Regions from separate parts of the Homo sapiens genome. Here all the other regions are linked to region 2. The links are chromatin loops, found by intact Hi-C in ENCODE. Cell type or tissue: PC-9. All regions are shown on one strand.

What was found. A loop is a pair of places that touch in the nucleus more often than their neighbours do. Peaks named below come from ENCODE experiments on the same cell type or tissue, not always from the same donor. Only the 100,000 strongest peaks of a DNase experiment are listed, where the experiment ranks them.
Region 1: a loop joins it to region 2, with 7 times the contacts of the local background. A loop is called at or near these places in 3 of 110 quality-filtered maps.
Region 3: a loop joins it to region 2, with 6 times the contacts of the local background. A loop is called at or near these places in 2 of 110 quality-filtered maps.

What each region holds. Positions count from the first base shown.
Region 1 is chr9:94,922,413-94,930,412 of GRCh38, forward strand. AOPEP (aminopeptidase O (putative)) reads left to right here. Exons shown (of 17, transcript NM_001193329.3): 6 at 1,574-1,763; 7 at 6,013-6,119. It overlaps AOPEP-AS1 (AOPEP antisense RNA 1), which reads right to left. Exons shown (of 2, transcript NR_147614.1): 2 at 4,608-6,451. Among named protein-coding and RNA genes, the nearest start is that of AOPEP-AS1, 19 kb to the right of the region's middle. RefSeq lists enhancers at 4,894-5,683, 5,684-6,472, 7,189-7,689. In PC-9, no CTCF peak of the experiment used is centred here; DNase peaks (open chromatin) are centred at 89, 509 and 3,919; H3K4me3 peaks cover 1,330 bases; H3K27ac peaks cover 4,395 bases.
Region 2 is chr9:95,089,159-95,097,158 of GRCh38, forward strand. It overlaps a transcript of AOPEP not described here. Among named protein-coding and RNA genes, the nearest start is that of MIR3074, 7.1 kb to the left of the region's middle. RefSeq lists enhancers at 795-1,544, 1,545-2,294, 2,295-3,044. In PC-9, no CTCF peak of the experiment used is centred here; DNase peaks (open chromatin) are centred at 2,573, 3,013 and 3,393; H3K4me3 peaks cover 819 bases; H3K27ac peaks cover 4,263 bases.
Region 3 is chr9:94,945,906-94,953,905 of GRCh38, forward strand. The region is part of intron 7 of AOPEP (aminopeptidase O (putative)); the gene reads left to right. Among named protein-coding and RNA genes, the nearest start is that of AOPEP-AS1, 4.4 kb to the left of the region's middle. RefSeq lists silencers at 4,529-4,707, 6,608-6,837. In PC-9, no CTCF peak of the experiment used is centred here; DNase peaks (open chromatin) are centred at 76, 4,726 and 5,246; H3K4me3 peaks cover 1,256 bases; H3K27ac peaks cover 5,880 bases.

The DNA.
Region 1 (8,000 bases), 170 kb before region 2:
GTTACTTCTGTCTTGTTTTAGCCCAAAGGGTGAACTGCTGCCAGCAGTATGTCTGGAATGTTATTTACTTGGTACATTTCTGTGGCTTTTTGTAGCATTGCACATGCCAGAGCCATTTACTTGAAAATGCCAGGTTGCACAGTTTGTCTTCTCAACGGGGTGACTTTCTCAGTTAGGGGAGTTTAGTTCCTGTGTCTCTCAGTTTCTTCCTTCCTTCCTTGTTTTTTTTTTTCCCCTGAGTTAGTGCTCTGAACAATACTGTTGGTGCCTGTTGCATCGCACCCCTTTATCCTGAGTGCCCCAACTCCACTTGTAATTTCTGGGGTTTCTGGTGTCCTCTTCAGAGCACCTGGCAGATGCTTTTTCATTTGCATGCCTGCCCTGTTATTACTTCACATGAAAGCTGTCTGTTTTGGCAGACATGACTACCATGATTGCAGTTGAGCTCTCTGAGCTGAATGGGTGATGTTGTGTAAGGGAACTCGAGGTGGGGTTTTCTCTAATGGTGGCTGTGGGAGTGGAAGAAAAACCTGCGAGCAGTCTTGGCTTGTGCCGAGCCGACATGATAGCAAACAAATGACTTTTGAAGGGAGGAACCGGTGTGTACAGTTTCCTAATTTGGAAGGTTTCACAACTGTTTTTGTTCAACTGATGGAGGAGAGATTTTTTTAAGGGCAAATTCTTCATTAGGAAGACTGTAAACAAGTCCTGGAAAAAGGATAATTGCTGAAGGAGGAGGCATGGAAGATATTTGATGGGCCTCTTTCGTCAGCTCCCCTTCTTCCCATTCCACCTATGCAGTTTTAATGGTGATATTTTGGGTTTTAACACAAGGTATGGAAAATGAGATTAGATAAATCTCCCTGTCTGGTGCCAGTCCTGGGGCCATTTGCACACCTGGGTGGGATAACTCCCTGCCTTCTTTCTGTCAGCATAATTTTGTTCTGTCATGTGAGTCTATAAGCACTTGCAGATATGATGGAAAAGCTTGGCCTTACACGGTCTCGGCCTTTATTCGGGCCTCCTGGAAACCTCAGCCATCCCCGGCACCTGCTCGTTTGTTAACATCATAGCCAGCTCCCCGTGCAGAATGGAACATTTTCTGCTCCATTCTTCTTGGCTTTTTCTGTCCTTCTGCATGACTTCTCAATTTGTTTGTAAGCTGCTCAGATTTTTGGCTGAAGGGTCTTCTTTGATCACTCTCCTGACAGCTTAGGCTTCACACTGTCACACCTGCTCTTCTTTTACAGTCCAGATTTCAGAGTAAATGCTTCCATTGCCTTGTAATTTTTGTTTTGAGTGTAAAACTTTGGTGCAGGTTACTTATTACAGGTAATAGCCGTTTGATGATGGAGAAAACTGGTTGGCAGAAACGGCCACCTGAACTACAGCCAGAAACATAAACTGCCACTTTATTTATGTCTGAAAGCATCTAAGCCGCAAGCCTATCTGTCATGATCTAGCATGCACATGATAATAACAGGCTTGCCAGGCTAGGAAAGCTGCCCCATCGGATGGCCATGAGGACAGGCTCTAACAAGACTCTGTGCATTTTCTCCCCCATTATCCACAGCCCACACATCATGTTCCTCTCTCAGAGCATCTTGACAGGAGGGAACCATCTCTGTGGGACCCGCCTCTGCCATGAAATTGCCCATGCCTGGTTTGGCCTAGCCATCGGGGCCCGAGACTGGACGGAGGAGTGGCTGAGTGAAGGCTTCGCCACTCACTTGGAGGATGTGTTTTGGGCCACAGCACAGCAGGTGGGTTAAAGTGACCCTAAGTATTTCACTACCCAGAGTCAAATTCCATTTCTGGTCATTTGCTCACCCAACAGCTATGGACTGAGGGCCTACTATGCACTAGGCACAAATTTTGCTGGGGAGATGGCTGCATAAATAAGAGAGGGAAGCCCCTACTCCCCACAGGATTTACAATCTAGAGATGGGAGAGAGAGTAGACAAGTGAATCAGTAATGGGTCAAGTGTTGGAGTACTGTGAAGAGAAATGAGACCCATAGAGGGGCAGTGGGTCCTATTTTAGAAGGTAGTAAGAGAAGGCCTCTCTGATAAGGAGATATTTGAGCAGAGATGTGAAGAAAAGGTCATGCTATAGCATACTCAAGCACTTCTTTGTGGTTGTGATTGTGGTGACTTGTGTGTGTGCAGTGTATGTGTGTGTGTTTTAAATAAAGAGATTAAAACATAAATCCAGAGTCATCTCAGATGTCTGCTCACAAGTAGTGAATGAAGAATGAAGCAGGGGCGGTATAGATTAGGGAATGGTGAGAACTGTGGCAAACTGACAGCAGCTACTCAGCTCTAACCAATTGTCATGGTGAAGGAAGGAGGGCTCAATATAACCTACACTATTAGTTTTTTAAGGTAACTTATAATTCTGGACTTTTATGTGAAGTTTACTAATTTAAAAAATACCACGCAAGACAAACATACCCAGAAGCCAGACCTGGTGCACACGCTCCCAGTTTGCAACCTCTACCTTAAAGCATTGGCCACCAGTTCCAATGAGGATGATAAGCAACTAAGCTGCTTCGTGCTTACTTTCAAGTTCCTATTTTTGTTGTTGTTGTTGTTGTTGAGACGGAGTCTAGCTCTGTCGCCCAGGCTGGAGTGCAGTGGCACGATCTTGGCTCACTGCAACCTCCACCTCCTGGGTTCAAGCAATTCTTCTGCCTCAGCCTCCTGAGTAGCTAGGATGACAGGCACATGTCACCATGCCCAGCTAATTTTTGTATTTTTAGTAGACGGGGGTTTCGCCATATTGGCCAGTCTGGTCTCGAACTCCTGACCTCGTGATCCGCCCACCTTGGCCTCCCAAAGTGCTGGGATTACAGGCGTGAGCCACCGCGCCCAGCCTCAAGTTCCTAATGTTTAGGTCACTTTTTTCCCCCTGTCATCTCTGTCCCTTATACACTGGACTATTTGGCATTTTCCAAAATTCCCAAGTTTGTGCATACCTGCATGATATTGTTCAAGGTCCTTTGTCTGTTGAAATCTTATTTATTTTTCACTAACCAGCTGGAGGTCACCTTCTCTAGCTAGCCCAGGCTGATTACCCGGCTCACAATTCAACACTACCCTCCTACACACTGTGGGTTCCCACAATACTTGGTGCTTACCTTTTTAAACTTATTTTATTTTTTCTTTTCCTTCTACTGTGTCATTTCCTTATCCTCACACCTGGACTATACCTGCTTTAAATTGGAGCTGGGTCTTGCTTTTCATACCCTGGCCGTGGACCCAGCAGTGTGCACATCAGTGTCCCCTGCCACATGGAGTCCTGTGAGGAGAGGCCACATGATAGATACAGAAAAGGCTCTGGGGTCTGAGTCAGACAGACTTCCAGTCCTGGCTCTGCCATTCGTTGGCTCTGTGAGTATAGGTAGGTTAGGTAGCCTCCCCAAGCCTCCGTTTCCTCATTTGTAGAATGGATGTAAGAATGCCAAAGCTTGCAGGGTGAATGGGATCAGGTGTGAATGAGCTTAGCACAGTGCCTGACACGTGGAGAATGTACAAGAAATACCTGTTCCCTTCCTCTTTGTGTTTCCCTCCGTCTTACACACAGGCATTCAGCAGGGGTTTAATATGAACGTGCCTCTATCACCATCTCTTCCCTGGAGTGCCTCCCTTCTGAGACTCTCAGATTCGCGCTGGTCCTGGCAGTTGTGGTGCATTCCAGGCATCTGATCATGGAACCTCCAGTTTTTATCTCCTGCATCTCCAAAGAGTGCTCCTCCTTACCCTTCCCTTTGCCTAGACTTCTAGGAGGCCACTCCTTAGTCTGCTGGCTTGGTCCTGCCTCTTGACTGATAAGTTTACATAGAGAAGTAAACACTAAATATTGTCAGAATTCCGAGGTAGGAGAGGACAGGTCTGGGCGGGCCTGGAAAGCCTTTGTGGAGGCGGTGGCTTCTGTTGTGAGCCTAAAGGGACAGCAGGAGCTGAGCTTGCCCTGTTGCTCTTTTCCCTTAACATGATAGGAGTCAGCCCCCTCATCATCCTTGGAGGTACATGCAGTAACTCTTCGAGATGTGAAAACATGAATATCCCTGAGGCAAAATTGCCATTCTAGATTCCAGCACAAAGTTTGAAACATTTCCAGAGCAAGTCCGCCAGGCTGACCTCTCCCTTCAAGTGCGAGACTGGGCTGTTGCTGGCCCTGGCGAGTGCCTGCCTCAGACCGTCCAGGGAGTGGGGGAGTGCCCTGTGGGGCAGGGGTGGGTGTGCCACCTCCCAGGTGCTCCTGGCCAGCAGGCCCCACCCGGGAGCAGGGCATGAGGATACAGGGTGACAGGGGTCACCGGGGTCACTTTGCTGCCTGGGAGACTGTGCTCTGCAGCACTGAGCAGTAGAAAGCATGGTGGGGCCGGGGGTGGGTTGCGGGGGACATGTGAAATCTCAACAAGGTGATGGAGACCACCTTCCACTCAGAGAGGCATCCGCAGGGATTTGTGAATCAAGTCAGTCGCAAGGTTGGATGGTGTAACTTGTCATCAACCTGGAGAAAGTCTAAATGCCTTCACAGACATATTAGTCTGCTTGGACTGCCATAATAAATACCAGAGACTGGGTGAATTAAACAACAGACGTTTATTCCTCACAGTTCTGGAGGCTGGAAGTCCAAGACCAAGGTGCCAGCAGGGTTGGTTTCTGGTGAGGCCCCTCACTCTTCCTGGCTTGCAGGTGGCCACGAGCTGCTTTTTCTCTGCGTTCTCATATGGCCTTTCCTCTGTGCATGCAGAGAGAAAGTACGCTCTGTTGGCTCTTCCTCTTCTTATAAGAACACCAGCCCTGTAGGATTAGGGCCCCACTCATGACTTACTTAACCTTAATGACCTCCTTGAAAGCCTTATCTCCAAATACAGTCACACCGGGGTAAGGCCTTCAACACATATATTTTGTGGAGACACAGTTTAGTCCATAACAGCAGGCACATGGGGTCTGAGGATCGTCTGGCCTCTGCCAGCTTCCCTGCACCTTGCTCCCTCCCAGAATGGTAGTCTGCTCCAGGCCTGACCATATGCCTTGCCATTCTCTAAGCACATCACACACTTCCTGGCCCGACGTGCCTTGCAAGTGCTCTTCCCGAAATCCCTCCTCCCCGGCCGACTCCTCCTTCCCTGAGGATCAGTGCTGTCACCACCACCTCCTCAGGAAGCCCTGGTGGGCAAGGGGGCATCTGGGTTCTCCCTTCACCTCTCCCGTCACCTGCTCTCTGATGTTAGTGTTCCTGCCCATCTCTCCCTCCCCTGGCTGCTGCCCCAGGCCCTGTCTGTAATGTCCCCATGGCCTAGCAGAGACTCAGTAAATATCTGTTGAACGAATTATCAGGAAAGTTTGATTTCCAGAAACACCCGTGGATAGACGTCTTCCCTCCCCAGTGGGTGCTCTGCTGCCTTCCCTCACAGAGGTCGGGGCCGTGTGGCCCAGTGAGCACACCATGGGACGGCAGCTGGTTCTGACTCAGTAGGGCAGAGTGTGATGGCCTCCCCTCCCCCAGAGTGAGTCCAGGCAGCACTTCTAGTTATGTGCACACAGAATCATCTGGGTTGCATTAGCAGGCCCCGCTGGAAACAGTCCTTAACAAAATTGAGGGCTGGGGAAAATCGGAGGTGAACGGTGGGGCCTTCCCCATCCTGTGCAGAAAGACAAAGCAGGAAAAGAGGACAGATCAAAGTGGAAATGGTCCCAAGGGAAGCCCACTCTCTCCAGACCAGGTGTGTGTCGGTGGGATGGGTGGGTTCCAGAACAAGGCGACCTCCGCCAAACAGCAGGCCCAGCTCCACGGCCAGCAGCACAAGCGAGCGTGCACGGTTGGTTTTTTGTTTTAGGCACTAAGAGGCTCCAGTGGCCTTTAGGTTTCTGATGGAAGCAAGGTGAGAGCAGGGGCAGGCTATCTTGTCCCCCATTGAAACAAAGTGAGCCATTGCACCAGGACCACAACAGTGACTGTGTTTTGTGCATGTGTGTCTGTGTGTCTGTGGCTGAGCAGCTGGCCCCCTATGAGGCCCGGGAGCAGCAGGAGCTGAGGGCTTGTCTGCGCTGGCGTCGCCTCCAGGACGAGATGCAATGCTCCCCCGAGGAGATGCAGGTGTTAAGGTAAAGCTGCATGGTGATCCACAGCCCTCTCATTCCCCTCCTTCTTTCCTTCAAGACACCTCCCTGCCAACTGATGACATCTGCTGTGTTTCCTTTTTAAATTAAGTTGGGGTGGGCTTCTTGTCCCCCAGATGTGATGGTTATGTTCTAAGTCTTTCAGGGCATGCGTTTCGATTTGCCTTCCGTCATTTTCCTGGTGACTGTTTAGGAAAAAACTAGCATGAGGCCATTTCCGGGGGTCAGATCCTTCGTTTGAAGTTCTAACAGTCACTTTACGTGGTGGCTGCGGATGTGGCGAGGGTTGGGGTTTGGCAGCCTGGCAGACAGTAAACCTATAAAGCCAAAGGGGAAAAAAATCTTTAGGAAAATATTGATTCCTAAGTGTTTAGTGGTCACAGATGTATGTGTCAATGGGCCCTTTTGTTTCCATCGTAGCCCAGCAGGAAGCCTCTGCTGCTCCCCTGTGCAGCAGGATTCCATGGCCAGCTCCTGAGTTTTGTTTGTAGACTGTGGCTTGTGGCATGTGCAGGATTATTTCATGCCATTTTTCCACGTTTGTCCCTCTCTGCTTTGCTCCTTTTCTTTGTGAAATGTTTATCTGAAACCTGGTACCTAGGCTCCGGGAGCACTGTGGTTGCTATGGCAACAGGAGGTTCCATCACCTCCCCTCCTCTTCCACTAGAGTCAGATGTTGGTAATCTGCCATCAAACAGGTGGGGAGGGATGGCCATCCAGGAACTGCTCCTCTCCTCGCCTGTTCTTAGATGGCCGCCCTGAAGGCCCATCTACTTTCCCAGGCAGAGGCCTGCCTTGGATGGTTCTGCTGTTGTTGTTTGTTTTTAAATATACACCCCCACTTCGCCTGACTGTGACTGAAGCCTAACGCAAATGCACCCCAGGGAGGGAGCTGGCTGGGACTTTTGTGCAGCACTGCAGAATGTTGGGGTATGGCAAGCTGCACCCTTCCCACAGCAAAGTTCCCTGCGCTTGCACGCTAAGGCGGACTCCCAAGTTGACTCATCCATTGTTTCGGAAAGGAGATCTAGCGGAGGGAAGTGGAGCGGGCCAGGAGCCAGGAGACCTGTGTTCCCGCCCCAAAGCCATTGTTCCAGCATCTTTTCTCTTGGCCAATGCTGATTGATCCAGGCAGGACAGCTACTCCTATGGCCAAAGTGAACATGGCCCCTGCTCTCACAGAGCTTCCACTTAGCAGGGACATGGCTACAGGTACCGGCCGGTCACAGGTGGTGCGCAGCACTGTGAGCAGACTGCTCGGTGATGTCCATACTAACTGGAGGGCGGCGCATAAGGAGGTGGGGAATTTCTCTCTGAAAATGAGCTGCCTTGTGCATAGCCTGCCTGAGGTGGGAAAGGCCTTCATGTGCCTTAGGGACAGAAAGAAGGGCAGTGTGGCTGGAAAAGGGACTGAGGGCAGGGGCCAAGAGAGGCAGGCAGGAGCCAGGTCACACGAGTCTTTCCCCAAGTTCTTCAGAAGCTGCTCCAGGACCTTCAGCAGGAAGGTGGTATGATCTGCTCAGTATTTGGACGGTGCTGCTCTGCTGCTGTGTGGAGAGCACCACAGGCAGCCGACGGAAAGCCAGGAGAACGGTTGCAGCCTTGCAGTAGTCCATGCAAGAGGCCCTGGAGTGCCTGTGACAGATGCAAGACGCAGACCTATTTGAAATGTGTTTTGGCTGTGGAACGGGCAGGTCTTTGGTTGATTGAATGTGGAGAAGAGGAAAATGAGTGTATCCAGAATGACTTTGAGGTTTTTGAGTTGGACAGTTGGGTAGATGGTGATCCCATTTGTGTGATGGTAAAGACATGAGGAGGAGCTTGGAAGGAAAATGAAGTTTCCAGCTTTGCATGTGTTAAGTTTGT
Region 2 (8,000 bases):
GAACCTCCACCCAGGGCCTGGCAGAGAGGCCTCTAGATTCCAGCCTGAGAGCAAACCGGGGTCTCGGGGTCAGTAGGAGACAGATGTGACCAGTACTCTTCCATTTTTAAGTGAAGTATCACATCAGAAACTAGCTCAGATCAAAGGGCGTGTGACAACTGAGGCTAGAACGCTCACTGCCTTAGCCCAGCCATAGCACCTTCGGAGAGCAGGGCTGTCTGCACGGGACATAGTAGTTTTGGATGAAGACGGGCTGTCTGGAAGAGCAGGATGTGGGTGTGCTGGGGAACCTGAGTTCCCACTGTGGATTCATCTGCCAAGTGGCAGGGTTTGAACGCAGGTCCACATGGCTCAGAGCTTTCCTCCACGCCACAATGCCTCCCCAGCTGTGGGCCCTTCGTTGACATCTGCTGAAGCCTCCGTGTCCAGGCACTCCTGGGGATACTGTCTTGTCACACTCAGCAGCCAAGACTTGAGAGGCCCCCCTGGGCCTTCACTCCTAATCCAGTCTGATGGAAGGGCAGGCTGGGTGGGGGCACGGGCTGCTTTGGAAAGCATGGAAACCTGAACTTGAATCCGCCAGTTAAGTGCTGTTTCCCAGCCTCAGCTCAGCAGCTCCCCGCGGCCGACCCATGGGTGGGACCTGTCACAGGTTCTCAGTTAATCAGATGTGAAGATATTAGCTCCCCCCACCCTGCAACAGGCTGTAAGAAACTGACAGGAACAACCTTCTTTACCAACAAGCCAGCGCCTCCACTGAACAGACGGACCCAGGACTGGAGGGTCCCCACAAGACACATCAGCTTCCTGTCTAGGTAGAAGCCAAGAAACACCTGCTCACAAGGGGCTTTCTTAGGCTCTAAAATGACTTGCAGATGCCATGGGATGGGGGAGCCCCATGGCTATGCCCTGAGGCTGCGTGGGGCTAAACGGCACTGAAGGGCCACTGAGGGGCTGGAGGGCAGAGGCCGCAACACGCCACCCTGGCCCCTGTGGCCTGCAGCCACTAGCAACGTCACAGGGCCATCTGTCCCCTGAGTGGTAGGTACGAACAGTTAACTGGGTTTGCCAGGTTTAATAAAAGATCAGGGAGAGGCAGCAAGTTAATGGGTTAATTGCCACTGTCCTCCAGGAGAACAAACGGATGCCGGGTCCAGTCCTTCCCCCTGAGGCCGCAGAGATGCCAGTGTTTCAGCCCGCAGGAGCCGGGCAGCCCAGTGCAGGGCACTTCTCCAGAGGCCAGCACGTTTTAAACCATGTCCCCTGCTGCCGCCTCCGGCTGTCTGAACACAGGCTGCGCCAACCTGTGGCTGGGCCCGGGCCCAGGGCCTGCTGCGGGAGGGGAGGTAGCCAGGGCATCTGAGGGTGACCCCAGCCCAGAGGGCCCCCCCTTCGAAGGGAGGAAGCAGCAGTGACCACACCCTGCACTTGGTCGCCTGCAGGCCTCGCCAGCACCCTGGGGCCGGCCTAGAAAGGCAGCCCCTGCCTCCCTGCTGGGGTTGAAGGGACAGGAGGACCTCCCCAGCCCAGGGCTCTGGACCACAGCCAGGGGTATAAGGGCAGGGAATTCTGGCTGGACAAAGGCAAAAAGTGGGGTGAGGGAGGATACAGGAAAGAAACACCAGGGAAGACGGTCAGGTCCCAGCTCAGCTTCCTTTGAGGATTAAAGGATTTTAAAGCATTTATGTTTATTGGAATTTCAAACCAAAATACTGAAATAATAGCCTCCATGCTAGGCAAGGTGACCTTGCCTGCAGCATGGAGGGAGGCCAGCCACACCCAAGACAGCCCTGACGGAAAACCTGCCCTCAATGACAAAGGGGTCCAGGGAGGCTGCGGCTTCCCTCCACCTCGATTCAGCCTGCAACAGCCGGTGGCCGGGCCTGGGGGAGGCCGAGGGGAGGGACCTGTGCCGCAGTGACCTCACCAAAGGCAGCTGTGACCCACAGAGCAGCTGAAAGCAAGGCCAAGGGCCGCTTTCAAGGGACAGTTTGTTTAGAGTTTCAAGTTCTAGACCAAGCACGTCCTTGTTCTATAGATGGGGCCAGTGGAGGACTTGTGTGGGTCATGGGTGGGGGTGAGGGGAGGTGCTGGCAGGGAAGGAGGGCTCCTTGGCAAGGCAGTCCCACCCGGCAAGGGGCCACAGTCTGTCCTGGGAGGCTCCTTCCAAGCAGAACTCTGGGTGCGCAGGGCCCACCACACCCCATTCCCCAGAATAAGCGGGGTGCTGCCTGGCACTTTGTCAGGGGTTCACATTAAAGTGTGGTGGCTCTTTGGTTAGTTGGTGCCCTTGGGCTGAGCCACTGCAGGCTCACTCTGTGCAGGGCCCAGCCATGACAGTCACTGTATAGGGGCACGGAGACGGTGGCCACCCAAGAGGTTTGGGGGAGCTGGAGGTTGAAAGGGCTGCCTGGACCTCCCAGGGTCGTTCCCAGCACCCGCGGGACAGTGACCTTGGCCTTGCTGCTTGGGCTCTGGAGATTTACAAGGTGGAAGTGAGGAGAGGCCAGTTGTGACTATTCAGTGGCAGGGTTTTATAGATCTCTTCCCACCCTCCCTGCTGTCTGGGAGACTGATCACCCGATAGGCATTCCTGTTCCAGTCGGATAACTAGACGGTGTGAGAAAGGCCGGCAGCCGAGCCTGGGGTGGAAGGAAACCACCGTAAAGCCACAGATGTCCCAAGACCAACTTGGCACGTGTGCATGTGCGCACCCCACCCCAGCAGCCCCCATGGGAGGCCCAGCCTGAGAAGCCACTCTTGGGGCTGGGGGTGGGAAAAGGGGGTTGATGCCCCGTGGTTCTCACATAGATCCAGAAGAGAAGAAAGGCTGAGAGCTTCGGTCACCAGGCTGTGGCCTGAGAGAGTTGCTGATGGCACCAAAAGCCTGTTGAAGGCTGTGTGTGTGTGTGTGTGTGTGTGTGCACACACACACACACTAGTAGGGAGAGGCAGTGCAGGGCTAAATGCAGAAATGCAGAGAAAGACCTCTGACCACACAGTTCTGTCTAGTCCCAACAGCTTACAAGGAACCAGACCGGTCCCTGCGGTGTTTGTTGAGATAAAACAAGGTCAGGGTTTGGCTTCTCAGCCCCAGGACTTAAAGGGGGTGGGCCCAGGGGGAGCTGCTGTAAAGACCAGAGCCTCCCACCCCCGCCTGGGCCCACCCAGCATCTGGCTGCTCTGCCACCCCTACCTGACCCTGGCAGTCGCTGAGTGGGGCCTGGGGGCGGGCCTGGGGCTGCTCCCAGGGGGACTGTCCATTCTGAGTCTCCCACAGGCTCCCCACCTGGGAGAGGAGTGCCCAGCTCTGATCCTGCCTGGGGCCGCCTGCCCAGACAGCTCATCTGTGGCTTTGTCTGGGGCACAGAGGCGACTGGGTGTGCACCCTGTGGTTTCCATTTTCTTAAGCTTTCTTTGTGCTCCTTCTGCCTGTAATTTCTTTCAGCCTGGGCCTTTGTGGAATCTGTCCGCCACTTTAAAGCGCAGCCGAGGAGGTGCTTTTGCCAGCGGGGTGTGGGTGGGGTGCTGAAGCTGCCCATGGTCAGACCCTGACTCACTGCCAAGAGTCCTGAGTTCCAGAAAGTTCCTTTCTGCTCTCATAGTCCTCCCTTGCCACAACGAGGTCTGACAGAACAGAAGTGCGTTTCCTGACGACTGGATCGGACGCTCATGGCGAGCTCTGAAAGGCAGGAGTCAAGGAAGCCCTCTGTGGCTAAGACACCACACTCTTCACCCGTGATCCCTGAGGTTTCTGCATTCTGACCCTATGATTTAAGTCCCCAGGGACTTCAGCTGCAGTTATGTTTAGGGAGGGAGGCTCAGGAAGAACATGAATTACGGCATAACTCAGAGATGAGGCCGGAGTCCGTTTCAGTGATTGCTGATGGAATGGAACAAGTGTGCATTTATGTTGGGTTGTAAAGAAAACACAGATAATTTATGGGGAAGGAGCTATAGTTTGATGATTGTATCTGCTTTACTAAGTTAAAAGCGTGGAGGAAGTGACTGCAGAAACTTGGTTTTAGCACAGCTGAGGCAGAGGACTTGCGTACAGGAGGAAAGCCATGATGAGCACAGGGCCCTGGCAGATGGAGGATGGGTCTTTGGAAAGCTGGGTCATGGCCCAACAAATGTCAGGGCACATGCGTCCAGTCATAGTAAGTAGACTTTTTCTAGAAAATTCTGTCCAATGGTAGAACATAAGTCCTGTGAATAAGAAACAAAAGCACCACCACGGTGACTACGGTGCAAGGATCAGAGATGGCGCTGTCTCCTTTTAAAGTTACAGATGGTGCCTGGCCTCCTTCCCTTCAGGGCAGCGTTTAACGGCAGCCCTCTCTTAGAGCAAACAAAGAGTCTTCCTTTGCATACTTGATAACAACTTATTTTTCTCATAGATCACACATGCAAACAAATATAGGTAATATGTAAACAAAAAGTAAGTTTTCTCTGCCTTTTCAGCTAGTCTCTTCCCCAAATCACTATAATGAAGTTGATTACCGTCTCCACCCTGGCGCCGGCAAGCACGTGTGCAGGCCCTGCTTTATACACGGAGGGTGGCACAGTGTTCACACGGGTCTAGATTGGCACGTACATAACGCTCGCTTCTCTGTGTCGATGGCTGCATTGCATGGACGCGCTGTAACTCGAGAGGCAGTGACACCCCACCTTCTGGGGGCTTCGTTCAAGTCCCAGCCCTGCTAGATGGCCTCAGTGTAGCCTTGGGCACATTATTCGGCCTCTCTGTGTTTGCATTTCCTCCTCTGTAAGCTTCAGCTGACTTTGTTGGGTCAGTGTGTGTGAAGTGGACAGCAGGCCCGGGCTCAAGGGTAAGAGTGTGCACTTGCTTGCACGCAGGCTTTTCCTTTTTTTCTCTCGTTCCTCTCTCTCCCCCACCCCTTTCTTGCTCTTCTCCTTTCTCTCCCTTTCCTCCCTCTCTGTTTCCTTTCATTTATATCTTTATGTGAACCTCTGAGTTGCCCCAGTGGTTGTTGGCTGTCGCATCCTGCACACGCACAGGCGCCGGCATATCCACGGGGAAAGCCCTAGATGTGCGCACTAGTGTGGATCCCTGCAGTCTGCAGTGGAGGGAGTGGGGTCAGGAGAACTGGGTGTCTGCTCCTTGGAGAAAGGATATATAATCTTTTTCGATCTTAGTGCTTTTATTACAGCAGAATACACATAAGATTGACCAGTATAACCATGTGTCAGGACCCAGCTCAGCAGCCTCGGTGTCTTCATTGTTGTGCAGCTCACCACGATCCGCCTGCAGAACTTTTTCATCTTCCCCAGTGAAACGGGACCCATTCAACACTCGTGCCCCACTTCCCCTCCCCCAGGTCCCTGGGAAGCACCATGCAGCTTCCTGTCTTTGAGGCTTGCCTGTTTTAGGGAGCTCATATGAGAGGATTCATAAAATCTTTGTCCTTTTATGTCTGGCTGATTTCATTTAACATAAAGTCTTCCAGGTTCCTCCATACTGTGGCGTGCTCAGGATCTCTGCCTCTTTTTTCTTTTTTCTTTGAGACAGAGTCTCACTCTGCTGCCCAAGTGGAGTGCAGTGGCACGATCTTGGCTCACTGCAGCCTCTGCCTCCTGGGTTCAAGCAATTCTCCTGCCTCAGCCTCCCGAGTAGCTGGGATTACAGGTGTGCGCCACCATGCCCAGCTAATTTTTGTATTTTCAGTAGAGACGGGGTTTCACCATGTTGGCCAGGCTGGTCTTGAACTCCTGACCTCGTGATCTGCCTGCCTGGGCCTCCCAAAGTGTAGGATCTCTGCCTTCTAAGGCTGAGGACCATCCTGCCATACACACAGACCACGTTTCCTTTCTGCACTGGCTTGGCTGCTGGCGGATGCAGCTGTCTGCCTCTTGGCTGTCCAGGAGAGTGCTGCCAGGAACATGGCGTCCAGGATTTCCTCAGCTGTTACTTTGCATTCTTTTGGGTAAACATCTAGAGGCAGAATGGATAGATCAGAGTTCTAGGTTACCATACTGTTTCCAGAGTCAATTTTCTATTTTGATTTTTTTCACCCTATCTTACGGTGCTGATAAATTTGGATGTTTGACAGGCTGTCCTCCGAAAAGGTGGTACCAGTTTCCTGTCCCTTCCTCTGCCTGTTCCGCACTCTGTCATCAGCATGGGGAGCATCAGCCTTGAGTGTTTCCCAAGCTGCCGTGGAGATGGTTGGGAGCACCTGGGCTTCTGCCACGCTGTGGAAAAGCCCCTGCCGTCCCGTTCCCTGTGTCGTGTGTGTCCCTGCCCGTGCGTTTCGAGCTGGCAGCTGTTTCCTTACTGATGTGTAGAAGAGCTTTAGAAGTTAGGAAATTCGCTTTTTTCATGTGCTGCAAATACTTCTTCTTCCCTCAGTTTACCATGTGTATTGAGATACTTTGGTGAGTTTGCTTTTGATTTCTGTATGGCCAGTTTTACCCACCTTTTCTCCTGTGGTTTCTTGCTTTTGCGTTGGGCATGGAAAGGGTTCCCTGTGGCAGACACAGCCAAGGGAGATGCGTGGGGGGTCCCCACGGCCTGGCCTGAAAGGAGGCATGGAAGTCCGCAGGGATGCGCTGGAGCCTTGGGTCCCGCCCCCTCTTCGTGAGATCGGCATCCTCTCAGCTCCCCTTCCTCCCTCCAAAGGACTGGAGAGTCTGCCCTGAGGCAGTGACCTGCACGCAGGGGTGTGGGTGGGCCGGGAGGGAGTGGCCGGGGCTGGACAGGGTGTGACCATCTGCAAACCACTGAGGAACAAAGAAGTTCTAAATGAAAGACCAGAAAATGCTTTCTGCATTTTGGGAGGAGGGAAGCTTCAATTTTATAAGCGAAATCCTTATTTATCTAAGTAAGTAATGCAGCATCTCCCCAGAGTGGCTGCAGCCTCCCTGCCTCTCCGAAGCAGGGGAACTGCTAGAGGCTTCTCAGAACACACAGATCCCAGAACGAGCCATGCTCCAGATGCCGACGCTGGGAAAGGCAGAGGGCTGGGGAGCTTATTCTGTAACAGTTTTACTCCTGATACCATCTTTTCCCCGTTGATGGCAATGTCTTTATCTTATACTAAATTCTGTACATGTACACGTGATTTACTCGGCGGGAGATGATGTCTGAAACCTAGGCAGTGAGTAGCGGGGAGTGACAGAGGGCCAGCTTCCTGGCTCCCCGACGGGCTGGATGTGGAGGTGGGAGAAAGGGAGGGGTCAAGAGTGGCTTCAGAACTCGCCCTGAGTCCCTGGCAGGATGGAATGGCCATCGGCAACATGGGGAGCTGGTGGGTGCGGGAGGTGGGTGGAGCAGGTGGGCCCACCTGGGATGTGGTAAGCAGAGAGGGTCTTCACACCGCCAGTGGTGATGCCCAACAGGCGGCGGGCTCTCCGGGCCGGTGATCCAGGGGCAGGTGTGGTCCCTCTGCCTAGAGATGCCATGTGAAGCCACGGGCAGGACAGGGTCCAGCCTCTAGGTGGAGTCCAAGGGCGCCCACCAGGAGGGGGTCAGGAGAAGAGGAGGAGCATGTGAGCTGGGAGGAGGTCGGCCCATGAGGCCTGAGAGCTGGCCGCTGGCTGCAGCCACGGGGGCCCTTTCAGCCCCACCCATGTTTCCCTTCATGAGAACCTCACACCAAAGTATGTGTCAGTGCGTGGTACGCTTCACTTTCAGAGCTTGCCTGGCTGTTCATGAACGTTTACTGTCCATATGAATGTTGGAATCAGGTTGTCTATTCGCTGTGTCTACAACCGTTAGTGTCTGTGTCTAGGATGTCGTTCCAGAGGGAGAGGCCAGCAGTTACAGCAGTACCCTCGGTTGGAAGGGGATTGGGCAATGTCTGGAGAAAGTTTTGTCACCACTGGTGGAAGGGGTGCACCGGCACCTAGTGGTGGAGGCCAGGATGCTGCCAACACCCTGCAGTGCACAGGACACCCCCACAACAGGGAGGCATCTGGTCCAAAGTGCTCATGGTGCTGCATTTAAGAAACCCAGATTTAGGTGCCTACAAAACATC
Region 3 (8,000 bases), 140 kb before region 2:
TCCTGTGTTCTGAATGTGTATGGCACACCAGCAGCCTGAGTTATGGCTGAGTCACTATGATCACCTTAACCCTGATAGATGAACCCAGCTTATGAGGAGACCTGTCTCAGCACATTGCACAGCTCTACCCCGCCCCAAACAGAACACTGTGAAAAGTACAGTCAAGGCCTTGTACTGCCTGGATCCTATACTCAAAAAGTTAATTCTATCTCGCAATATATATTTAATACAATTCAGTTAAGCTTCCTCTAAATAATTCATTTAGTTTAGTTTTTTTGAAATGAAAACCACACTTGATGCTGATTTAGCAAGGCCAAAGCTATGTAGCAAACCTCTTGACTCTACTGAATGGATGAATAATGTTTTCCTTCACATGCTTTAGCTTAAATATATTCCGGGCTGTACAGTCTCTTAAAATTGTAGATATTAGAGTCAGAAAGGACCTTAAAAGTGATTTTGCCTAACCTTCCCTGTGCCTGACAGATGGCCACTCAGCTTCTACCTGAGCAGTTCCAGGATCCAGGTCTCATTGCACTAGCAAACAGCAGATTTCCTGTGCTCAGCTTCTACCTGAGCAGTTCCAGGATCCAGGTCTCATTGCACTAACAAACAGCAGATTTCCTGTAGGAAGAGCCTGATCCTTAGAATGGCCCTTCTCAGATTTGGCTGGAATCTGCCTCCTGTAACATCTGCGCAGTCCTCTTAGCTCTTATCTCCAGAATTGCACAGAATGCGCCTTGCTCCCACCAAAACAATCTACGTATCTGAAGGCTCTTCTTTCTTTTCCTGACCAATAGGTCACTTTTTTGGGTGAATTTAGCATATATACCGCATGCCTGGGAGAACGTTCGCTTTCTTGGGCTTGGTCCTTGGTTGTTCTCTTTGTTGACAGTGGTCTTCTCCAAATGTGACAACTGAACTGAACACAGCCTGCTTTGAGGCGCCACCCATGAAGCATGGAGTGGAACTGTTATTGCACCCCTGGATCTGGATCATCCAGAAAGGAAGGACAAGTGTTCATCCAGTGGGATTCACTCAGATATATATATATACCATGTTTCTTTTTTGTTATTCTTTTTTTTTTTTTTCGAGATAGAGTCTCGCTCTGTCGCCCAGGCTGGAGTGCAGTGGCGCGATCTCGGCTCACTGCAAGCTCCGCCTCCTGGGTTCACGCCATTCTCCTGCCTCAGCCTCCCGAGTAGCTGGGACTACAGGCGCCTGCCACCACGCCCGGCTAATTTTTTTTTTTGTATTTTTATTAGAGACGGGGTTTCACTGTGTTAGCCAGGATGGTCTCAATCACCTGACCTCGTGATCCACCCGCCTCGGCCTCCCAAAGTGCTGGGATTACAGGCGTGATCCACCGCACCCGGCCTTTTGTTATTCTTTTAAGAGATGGGTCTTTCTCTGTCGCCCAGGCTAGAATGCAGTGGCGCAATCAAAGTTCACTGCAGCCTTGAACTCCTGGGCTCAGTGATCCACCCACCTCAGCCTCCTGAGTAGCTGGGACTACAGGCGAGCACTACCACATCTCGCTTTGTTGCCCAGGCTGGTCTCGAGCTCCTGGCCTCAAGGGATCCTCTGCCTTGGCCTCCTGAAATGCTGAGATTACAGGCTTGGGCCCCTGCACCCAGCCCCATATTTCATTTTTACATTCAGTATAATACACCTTGTCATGGCAGTTCTACCATTCCAAGTCCCATGCATTTTTCCTCCTTAATAACATTCTTTGAGTGCTTTTAATATGCCAAACACTGTCCTAAGCATTCTATATACATTATCTCATTTGATCCCAAAATGGCCTTGTGAGAGAAGTGCTGGTACCATAGTACCATTTTCCTCCCCATTTGATAGAGGAGGAAGCAGGTGCATGGAGATATTAAGCAGTCAGCCTTATCTGCACAGCGAGTAAGCAGCAGCACTGGGGTGAAAGCAGAGGCGCATCTGACCCCAGAGCCCAGCTCCTAACTGCTCCTCTCCACATCACCTCCCCCAGTGGGATTCCCATTACATTTGCATTCCTCCTGTTGATCCAGCCCACCCTTGTGCTTACTATGTTGGAAGCCACAGCAGTCACCTCCTGCTACATGTTGAGTTTACAGAAAATTAAATATACTAAATATTTTTCATAGGCAAACAGTTAATTTTTTAAAAACTCTTTCTCTCTATTAGATATTTTCTTCTTATTCATTGGACCCTCAGTTCAGCCTGCGGTTGCTGTTCTTGACTGTGGATGCTGTCAGTCAACCAGGTAGACTCCCAACTATAGCTCATAGGCAAATCTGTTAAGCCAGTAAATCACCATTCCTTAGGCACAGACCTAAGGATCTCCATCCAGGTTATAGCAAATAATTAATCAACACCCTTGGGGCTCTGTTTTTTAGCCTTGTATAAAGCCGTGAAACAACTACCATATGCTCACCGTTGCATGCTCTCCACCACATCCATTCTACTAGCTGCCTTGCAGAAGTCAAGATGCCCCACTGAATTTCTGGAATTGGCCCTCAGGATCCCATTCTAACTCTTGTAGTTCATCATTTTCTCTTTTAAGTGCTCACAAACTGTTCAATAACGTCATCACAAATTTTGCCCCGCCCCCCATCTCTTATCTTTGCAAATCGGAATAGCTGTCTACCTCCTTCAGCTTCTTTCTCATTGTCTGTGTGAATTGATCCTCCCCGCAGAGATCTGTGATCACATATCACAGGTGGAAGCTTTCAGAGCTATAGCCTGTCCCTCACCTGGACTTGGAATGGGAACTCCTTTAAAGGGTGAAGGAGCCCTGTCTACCAGTACCAAGCAGCAGTTCCCACATAGCAGGGCTTATTCTACCATGAGTAGCTTGAAAATCATTCTCCTTGGCAGGAAAGTTGAATCAAAATGGGAGTTGAGTCATTCTGTTCTTTCTGCCACCTCTTGGCACCTGGTCTTCCTTATGCTCCCAACTTCACCTCCAAAGCCCTTTTTGTTGTCCTGGGCCTTCTCCACTAGCCCATCCTGAAGTTTTGCCTTCTTGGCAGTCATTTTACAGCCTCCCAGCTCTCTTTATGTAGCGTGGGTTTTTCCTTTCTCCAGCATCCCGTTCAACTATTGTCTGTGTTCTCTGAAAACCACCCTTAGCAGAAACTGCCTGTGCAGTCACATGGGTGTCTTGGCTCTCCGTTTTTCTCTGTCTCTTTTGAGAATGTGTCTAGATCATCGCTTGCTGTGTTGAATGGGACAATATAGCACTCAGACCATTGCATTGATTGGTTTCTTATTTTTTCTCCATGTGGTGTTTTGCTTCTCAGAGGAATTTCTGATACATGGGCAATCAAGACCTGAGGACATTTTGGTTTTGTGTTGATACTCATTGCTTTTCTGAGTTTCATCTTTCATTTTCCCACCCTGATTATTAAAATGTGTGGAGTTTGTTTGCATTTTCCACAGTTCTGCTAACTACAGAGTTTCTCCTTATCACCTTCTTTAGCAGCCGACCCGGGACGCTGAGACTTCTTATGGGTACCCACCACTGGGTCCTTTCACTCTCAGGAGGACAGAATAAACCTTGTTTATTTTCCCGTGGCTCCTCAGAGGGATCCTCCTTCTGTCTTAAATCATCTTAGCAATTGCCTTTTTCAACACCAGAGGAATATCTTTCTGTGTCTGCTGCAGGCTGATGGTCCCAGTGGGGAAGCCCTTCCTGCTGGGTAGCTGTTAAATCCATTTTGAAAAGCATACAGACAGTCACACCTGCCAAATACCAGCGGTGTTGATACAATACAAATTTATTAGTTAAAGGTTTATTCACAACCTTTTGGTAGCACTGCAAATGCTAGTCAGTGGCAAATGTTCATTATTCACAGTTTATAGATAGGAAAATTGTCACCGAAAACAAACAGTGGATAGAGAATTCCTGTGCTTTCATCATTCTGCCTTCATTTTTTACCCAGAGGTGTCTTCGTGGAGCGGTGTAGACCAAGGGGATGAGTGTGTAAGGAAGATGCCCAGACCTAGCTTAGTAGGACTTTATGTGGCTCTTGAAATTTGTTGTTTCTTTTATTTATTTTCTGATGATGATGAGTCAAGGAGCAAGCTTAAAGACCAGCCCTTAAAGGGTTTGCATTCAAAATCAGCAGTCTCACCAAGGGAGAGTATAGGCTACATTTGTGTGTGGTGTCATTAAAACCTTTTCATTTTGGAATAGGTTTAGACTCCCAAGAAATTACTGTAGTAGTAGAGTGAGTTCCTGTGTCCCCTCCCCCAGCTTTCCCCCATGACAGCATCTCACATGCGTAACTATGGTGCCATGTCTTCTTAATGTCTTTGCCTGTCAGAGGAAGGTTTAGTTGATGCTACTGGAGGCTCAGTCAGAACATAGTCGGAACACAGAACGCAGATAATAGCCACATTTACATTGAGCTACTGAATGCCAGGAGGAGCTCTGGCTGAGTGCTCTGGTGCCACTCAGCTCTGGGAGCTGCCCCAGTGACTCTTACTGTCACCTTTTCACAGATGAGGGAGCCGGACTGCATGGGGCTTATGTTCAAGATCACATGGCAGTGGAGAGACTTGGGTCCAAGCCCTCACCCAGTGGTCATGCTCCTTCCCCTGCAGGTCTCACCTGTGCATCTGGGGCTCAGATGGGCACTGTTGGCCAGTCTCTACACAAGGGTCAGATTTCACTTCCTCCATTGTTGCAGGGTGAGTGAGGTCCTGCTCTCAAAGCTGTCAAACCTGGTGGGGCAGCTGCGACTAACAGAAACACTGAGATGTTGAAATGATCATTAATTCCCTTCTGTCTCATTTCTGGGATGCTTAGTCCCTGGCTCAGGCGTGGCAGCAGCAGGTTTATAGTTGAAGAATCTCTTGTGGCTCTCATGCTGACTGCTGGGAGTGTGAGAGGAAGAGTGCTGCTGGAGGGCCCGCCTGGGTGGGGGCAGAGCAGCAGGTGGGTATTCAGACCCAGCTGACATGCCAGAGGACAGTTCAGAGGCATTTTCTCAAATCCCACCCTTGGGGTTATCCTGCAGGATTGGACCTTTCTTCAGGAGGCCCGATTCGAAATCAAATCATTATGTATCAAATATCACTGCCACCTGCCCACTCTTTAAATATCCACATTGCCTCTGTGGTTGTGGTGGAAAAGGAAGGCGTGGGGAAGGGAAAGGGCACGTCAATCTCAGTTGTTGCATTTGGTGCCAAGTACAACAGAAACCAAGGGCATTTGAGCTCAGATGACCTTGGTAACTTGATCTCTCACATTCCATGTATTCCAGCCAAAGAAATAAACACCAGAGTGTAATGTCTAAGAGATACTGAACACTTTTGCTTTTATGGAATGCTTCCACATGACCTGAGCCTCACTGCAGACTTTACAGGTGAGGAAGCTGAGCTTCAGGGAGGGTAAGCAATTCCTCTAAGGTTCTCCACTTAGTACTTGGCACAGCCAAGATGGGGACCTGGATCTTGGGGGGGCCCCAGAGTGTAGCAAGGACTTTGGTGTTCTGTGGACCTGGGTTCTTAACCTCGACTCTGCCACTAACCAGTTTTGTGGTCTTCTCTAGGACTCACTTTCTTTAACTTTTAAATGGGCATAAACAGGATGTGGCCTCATCAGGATCTTATGAGGGAAGAGGGTGTGATGCATAATAAGAAGAGCTTGGCTGAGTACCTGGCACAGAGGATAACCAGGAAACGTTAGCTGTTAGTACTAGTCCAGTTAGAAACGAATCTGGCTACAATTATTGCAGCAATAAAGCAATGGTTGACTTAAACAAATGGTAGTTATCTTTCACACACAATACAAAGTCAGAAGGCAGGCATCCCCAGGCTGGCCAGGAGCAGCATGATGATAGTAAAGGCTGTTTGCCTTCCTTCAGTCCATTCTGCTCTCCACAGAATCCTGGTTTGCTGCCTCATGGTTGCAAGATGGCCATCACTGCTCCATCCACCAGGCTTGTGGGGAAGAGGTGCGGTAGCAGTCACATTTTCCCCCTTTATAAGGAAAGCAAAAGCTTTCCCAGAACCCCACCCAGCATGGAATCACAGCAGACATCTGCTTTTTTCATTTTGGCCTGGACTAAGTGCCACAGCTGCAAGAGACACTTAGAAAATGAGCATTAGCTTTTCAGATTCAGTCATACAAGTGGCAAGGAAGAAGGCAAATGAGAATGGGAGTAGACCGACCAGTTGGATTTGCCACAGCCCTTCCTGCCTCTCACACTGTCATTTTAAAAAAAATTTTGCATTGGTCCTCAGGTGCATAGGGCTTAGTTCATCCTAGTCGTGTGCCAGTGGCACATGAGTGGCAAAGCCCCTTTTCTAGACTGATGGCCTTTCCTGCTCGCAAGTGTATGCTGTTTCATGTACGTGCATCGCTTAAGTTTTTAAATGAAACATAACATAGATACATTAAAGTGCACAAGTCTTTGCTAGATGGCTCAAAGGATTTTTATGATTTATCCCCATGAAAGTACATTCAGATCAATCTATAGAACAGTCCCAGCATCTCAGAAACCTTCCTGTTTCTCTGCTGTCTGTCAACACTCCCTCCCAAGGTGACCATTATTCTGATCTCTATCCCCATAGGTCAGTTTTGCCTGTTCTTGGATTTCATTGACATGGACTTGTACATGTGTGTGTGCACTTCGTGGACCTGACTTCTTTGGCTGACCTGTGAGAGTCATCTGTGTTACTGTGTGTGGTTGTAGTTCATCTGCTTTCTCCGGTACTTTGTCTCTCTACGCAGACCTGGTATTAGTAGCATTGTGAGAACCAGAGTAGCACAGAGATGGAAGTTTCCTGTTTCCATTCATAGAGTGTCATTTCCTCCTAGAAACCACCCCCTCTGATTTCTTGCAAAGCTTGCCTGTGCACTGCCCTCTCCAGCAGCAAGCTGCTATCAAAGGAATCTCTTGGGGACTTGTATATTGGCTTTGAATGCTGTCAGCAGGAAGAATTTTCTTGAGCACTTCTTCATTTGGAGAGGATGGAAGAAGAGAGTTAGAGAGGGATGCTTTCGGGAAGGACATTTTTAGGCAAAGGAAAAAACAGCAACTGAAGGCGTCATTGGGAACTGGAACCTGGAAGCCAGCCTTCTGAGCAGAGATTTACATCATTCTTCTGTGTTCCTCCCCTTCGAGCAGTCTCAATTCAGGGCTCAAGGGCAAAAAAGACGCACGGCAACTCTGCCTGTCTTAGGGCTGGGCAACCTAGTTTGAGTTCAGACTGACTCTTGAGAAGTCTCCCTTCCCCCAGACAGTGGGTGATGGGCTTTCCTTATCAAAGCTAGTGTGGCTTTCTTACAAAAACATTGCATGGCAGGACAAACCTGAGAGCAGTGAAAAAAGCTGATTCTTTTCAGGGGAGTCTTAAATGAAGATGAAATGGATTAGTTATTCTTACAAGTGTGGGCATGTAGGTAAGTCAGGGATCGAGTAGAAAAATGAAAAGTATGCAGTTAGCTCTGATGGTTTTCATCATCATCTTTCCTTTAGGTATCTGCTGATTCTGTGCCTTGTGTCTGCTGGGATAATGTCCCAGAGTATTCAGCTAAGACTTAATCAGGGATCCTGTTTGCTAAAATGGAATATTTTATTAAGTTTATTAGGTAATTTCTGTATCCCTGGCCCTTGCTAGGGGCTTTGCAATGTATTATTTCAGTTATTCTCTGCAGGATCAGGGAAGGTGGGTAGGATTATTCCCATTTTACAAGTGAGTAAATGAAGGTTAGTAAGTAACAGGTAGTAAGAAGTAAGGCTGCTAGTCTAAACTAGGTCTCATATTCCAAAGGCTGCATACCTTCTGCACCACCACACTACCTTTTAAAATAACCCCTTGCTTTTCTGATGCACCAACCCTCTCGTGGTTCCTTGCCTTCCTTCACCTCAACACTCCTCAGTGTTGATCCAGTGAGTGGCCGGTTTTAGAACAGCCGAAAGCTGTAAATACCTCCTCACTTATTTTGATTCAGCTGTTGAAGCTATACTGTAACACTGCACAAATCTTTACTAGATGGC